Linked DNA regions of Homo sapiens: region 1 is linked to region 2. Evidence: read pairs that join two places in POLR2A ChIA-PET (ENCODE). Cell type or tissue: OCI-LY7. All regions are shown on one strand. Region 1 overlaps VPS33A (VPS33A core subunit of CORVET and HOPS complexes). Region 2 overlaps PSMD9 (proteasome 26S subunit, non-ATPase 9).

Evidence for each region. Peaks named below come from ENCODE experiments on the same cell type or tissue, not always from the same donor. Only the 100,000 strongest peaks of a DNase experiment are listed, where the experiment ranks them.
Region 1: POLR2A ChIA-PET joins it to region 2 with 15 read pairs; 5 of 35 experiments call an interaction of 5 or more read pairs at or near these places.

What each region holds. Positions count from the first base shown.
Region 1 is chr12:122,237,763-122,240,262 of GRCh38, forward strand. VPS33A (VPS33A core subunit of CORVET and HOPS complexes) reads right to left here. Exons shown (of 13, transcript NM_022916.6): 9 at 2,116-2,183; 10 at 825-962. Among named protein-coding and RNA genes, the nearest start is that of DIABLO, 13 kb to the left of the region's middle. In OCI-LY7, no CTCF peak of the experiment used is centred here; no DNase peak of the experiment used is centred here.
Region 2 is chr12:121,893,577-121,896,076 of GRCh38, forward strand. It overlaps PSMD9 (proteasome 26S subunit, non-ATPase 9), which reads left to right. Exons shown (of 6, transcript NM_002813.7): 2 at 1,163-1,265. Among named protein-coding and RNA genes, the nearest start is that of PSMD9, 6.0 kb to the left of the region's middle. In OCI-LY7, CTCF peaks have their summits at 1,324 and 1,524; DNase peaks (open chromatin) are centred at 695 and 1,285; H3K4me3 peaks cover 1,359 bases; H3K27ac peaks cover 1,589 bases.

The sequences.
Region 1 (2,500 bases), 340 kb after region 2:
AAAGTTTTTCCAATAGATCCTAGCACATAGTAAATGCTCAAGAAATGTTACCTATTATTATTATTTTTTACTTTTTGTAAACAAGCTATGTTGCCTAGGCTGGTTTTGGACTCCTGGGCTCAAGCAATCCTCCTAACTCAGCCTCCTGGGTAGCTGGGACTGCAGACACAGCCACCATGCCTGGTAAATTTTTGTATTTTTTTTGTAGAGACAGGGTCTTGCTATGTTGCCAGGCTGGTCTTGGCCTCCAGCGATCCTCCTGCCTCAGCCCCACAAAATATTGAGATAACAGAGGTGAGCCACTGTGCCCAGCCTGTTAGCTATTATTATCACACAAATACAATAAACAGTGATGGCTACCAAGACCAATTCCTCTAGGTGTTAAAAAATTTATACAACAGTCGTTACAAGATACCAAAATGGCAGCTTTGTAATTTTTATTTTTTTTAATTTTAAATTTTTTATTATTATTTTTTGAGACAGAGTCTCACTCTGTTGCCCAGGCTGGAGTGCAGGGGCATGATCTTGACACACTGTAACCTCCGCCTCCTGCGTTCAAGCGATTCTCCTGCCTGATCCTCTCAAATAGCTGGGACTACAGGTGCATGCTACCATGCCTGGCTAATTTTTGTATTTTTAATAGAGATGGGGGTTTCACCATGTTGGCCAGGCTGGTCTCAAACTCCTAACCTCAAGTGATCCACCTGCTTTGGCCTCCCAAAGTGCTGGGATTACAGGCGTAAGCCACTGTGCCCGGCCCATGAAGTATTTTTTAAAAAGATGCTGTCCCCCTTGGCAAATTAATAATTTAAAAATATACTCACCTGGAGAATCTCTCTTTTGTAATAATCCAAAACTTTTTGTTTGAGCCCACTATTACACACGGATTGGAGGCAAACTAGTCTTAACACCTTGATCAACGAGTGCTTTTGGGCGATACAATCCTCAATGTAATTGTTGACCTGGAAATAAAGTAGCATACATATACATATACATTTACATATACATACACACACACACACACACACACACACACACACACACAATACATGGTTTAGGAACTTAACTTGATGTTTATTATTATTTTTCAAAGTCCAATAAAGGAGATACGTGGGAAAATGAGTTATTTTTCCACAGTCCCTAACCCTTCCCCGAAATAGCTCTGCTAGCCCCAGCCACACACACACCCTGGCCACCACACACACACACACACCCCACACACACATACATACATACACACACACACACACACACACACACCCCCCAGTGATCAGGCCAAGTCACTGGAGCCCAAGGCCGCTGAGAATACAATTGGTCACTCCATATGCCTGTCTGGACACGTCTGTCTCTAAGGACACGCTTCTGAGAGGCTACCAGATGTCTACTCCATTTCAATAGTATCAACAACTAATCTAGCAAAAAGTATCAGTAATTGTTTTATGTTAGGAATTTTCATAAAGTGAATAATTTAAAATTTGTTAATAGAGCTATTTAAAGGAGTTATATAAGAAACTCTTTCAAAAGAGCAAATACCTTATCTAATACAGTCTTAAAAAGATTTGATTTTAGGGGCCAGGTCTCATGTTGCCATGTATGGCAGAAAGTGTCTTGCACAGAATAATGTTAAATATCTGTTACTTGATAAAATCTACACTTGCACATTTTGCATTTGCTCTTAAAAATATTTAAGTGGCCGGGCGCAGTGACTCACGCCTGTAATCCCAACAGTTTGGGAGGCCAAGGTGGGCGGATCACAAGGTCGGAGATCGAGACCATCCTGGCTAACATGGTGAAACCCCGTCTCTATTAAAAATACAAAAAATTAGCCAGGTGTGGTGGTGAGCGCCTGTAGTCCCAGCTACTCGGGAGGCTGAGGCAGAATGGCGTCAACCCGGGAGGCGGAGCTTGCAGTGAGCAGAGATGGCGCCACTGCACTCCAGCCTGGGCAACAGAGCAAGCTGGGTGACACACAGTGAGACTCCGTCTCAAAAAAAAAAAAAAAAAAAAAAAAAAAAAAGGCAAGGCATGGGAATCAAAGCAATTGGTTTTCTGGCTATAATCTGAGGTTTAATAAGCTTTCAATTACTTGTTAAAGAGGTTTTTTTGTCCACATACCTTATCAGTGTCTATTCCAGACATAAACTCCTGTTCCACGGTTAATTTATCAAAAAAGTCTTCAGAAGCTAAAATGAAATTAGCAAATTTGCAACTTAGAAATTAAATGTTAATTTACTTGAGTGGCATGCTTTTATACACAGAGCACGATTCAGAAACTAGACATGTGGCTGGGCACGGTGGCTCACACCTGTAATCTCAGCACTGTAGGGGGCCGAGGTGGGTGGATCACTTCAGGCCAGGAGTTCAAGACCAGCCTGACCAACATGGCCAAACCCCATCTCTACCAAAAACACAAAAATTAGCTGGGTATGGTGGCACACACCCGTAGTCCCAGCTACTCGGGAGGCTAAGGCACAAGAATCACTTGAGGCGGGGAGGCGGA
Region 2 (2,500 bases):
TCTGAGAGAGAAGCTCCCAAGCCTTTCTCCTGGCCTCTGGTGACTGCTGGCGGTCCTTGGCCTACAGCTGTGTCACTTGAACCTCTGCCTGCATCTTCATGTGGCCTTCCTCCTGTGTCTGTCCCACACCTACCTCTGCCTTTCTTTTATGAGGACACCAGCCACCAGATGAGCTTATCTCGAGATCCTTAACATAATTACATCTACAAAGACTCTTTTTCAAATAAAGTCATATTTACAGGTTCTGGGGGTTAGCTCGTGGTTATCTGTTTTTGGGGGCCGCTCTTCAACCCACTATGCTGTGTATGCGCGTGGCATGTGCTAAGTACTCTGCAGGTCAGCTCGTTAGTTCTTGCAGCAGGTAGGGAGGGAGGCGAGTGCTCCTATTCCCATTTTATAATTGAGGAAGCTGAGGCTTAGAGAGGAGAAGGTCTCAGCTAAGGATGCCCAGCTTGTACATGGCAGAGTTGAGATTCAAATTAAAGTCTAACCAATTGCAAAGCCCCTCCCCTGAACCATGTGACTGGTTTCACTGCTTTTGTGTACTCTCCTCTGACTCATGTTAAAAAAAAAAAAAGTGTTGTTTTGAATAAAGAATACATTCCCATAGGCAAAATTCAAAACCTACAGAGGGGTATAAAATGGACTGTCTCTCTCCCTGCCCTGTCACCTAGCCACCCAGTTCTTCTCCCCGGAGGCAGCTGGTGCTATCAGTTTCCTTCTTCAGATCTTTTTATTTTCAGAAGAATCAAAGCCCTGCCACAGCTGGGTGCTGTCTGGGCTTTTCACTCCCCTCTAGCTTCCAGGGCCAGCAGCCAGGTGTCAGCCACCTGTGGGAAGGAGGGTGTGAAGGAGTGGAGGAAGAGGCTGGCCTTGGGGATGATGCTCAAAGGAGTCTTTGGTTTTATCGGCACTGTTTTAACTTCAAAAAAGAATGGATTCATGCATTACTTGCGTCGTTAAAAATAAAAAATGAAAAACACAGTGCCCACCCCAGGGTAGTTGTGAGGGCATGAGTAGAGCCCCTGGTGTAAGTGATCAGTATGTGGCAGTTTTCATTACTGTCACCTTTATTATGACTTCAGAGGAGAAGGGTCTGGGGAAAGACATCCTGGGGACATTACACCCATGAGCACCTTTTAACCACGTTTCTTTCCTCCAGCAAAAAGGCATTGGGATGAACGAGCCGCTGGTGGACTGTGAGGGCTACCCCCGGTCAGACGTGGACCTGTACCAAGTCCGCACCGCCAGGCACAACATCATATGTGAGTGGCCCTCTTAGAAGACTTTCCCCACCTTGTGGTGGGAAGGTGTTAAAGGCATACAAATAAAACCAACTATCTGTATTATCTACTGCCTTCTCTTCTGCCTTGATGGGATTGTCTTGTCCCCATCCAAGGACTGAGAACCAAGGGAATGGGCTAGACTCTAAGGTTCTATATTTCTGGTTTCATTTTCTCTCTCTCTCTCTCTCTCTTTTTTTTTTGAGTCAGGGTCTTGCTCTGTCTTCCAGGCTGGAGTGCAGTGGTGCTAACATGACTCACTGCAGTCTCAACCCCCCAGGCTCCAAGTGCTCCTTCTGCCTCAGCCTCCCAAGTAGCTGGGACTATAGGCATGTGTCGCTGTGCCTGGCTAATTTTTTTTAGTAGAGACGAGTCTCACTAAGTGGCCCAGGTGAGTCTTGAACTCCTGGACTCAAGTGGTCCTCCTGCCTTGGCCTTCCAAGGTGCTGATTGTTTTTAATTAAAGAGCTAGCAGAGAGTACAGATTGGATAGTATATTTGTTTTCTGTTTCTGCCATAACAAATGACGTGATTTGTTTTTAATTAAAGAGCTAGCAGAGAGTACAGATTGGATAGTATATTTGTTTCTGTTTCTGCCATAACAAATGACCACAGACTTAGTAGCTGGAGATAAGAAGTCCAGATGGGTCTCACTGGACTAAAATCAAGGTGTTGGCAGGGCTGGCTCCTTCTGGAGGATCTAGGGGAGAACCTGTTCCTGGTCTTTTCTGGTTTCCAAAGGCTGCCCACCGTCCTTGGCTCATGGCTTCGTCCATCTACACAGCCAGCAGTCGCATTTCCCTCCCTCTGATTCTGTCATAACATCTCTTTCTCTCACTCTCCTGCCTCCCTCTTTCACCTATAAAGACCTCTGTGATGACACCAGGCCCACCTGGATAATCCAGGATCATGTCCGAATCTTAAGGTCCTTAATCACATCTGCAGAGCCTCTTTTGCCATGTAAGGTGGCATATTCCCAGCTTCTAGGGGCTAGGATGTGGATGTGTTGGGGGCCATTATCCACTCAGCCATAGGTAGGCAACCGTCTCCACCACAGAGTCCTATTAGCATTTATCCTCCACATTTTTCACTTACTAACTCCTCTTTAATCTGTTTGAATCTTGATTCCATCTGCATCACATCTTATTTATTTATTTATTTTTTGAGACGGAGTCTCGCTCTGTCACCCAGGTTGGAGTGCAGTGGCACGATCTTGG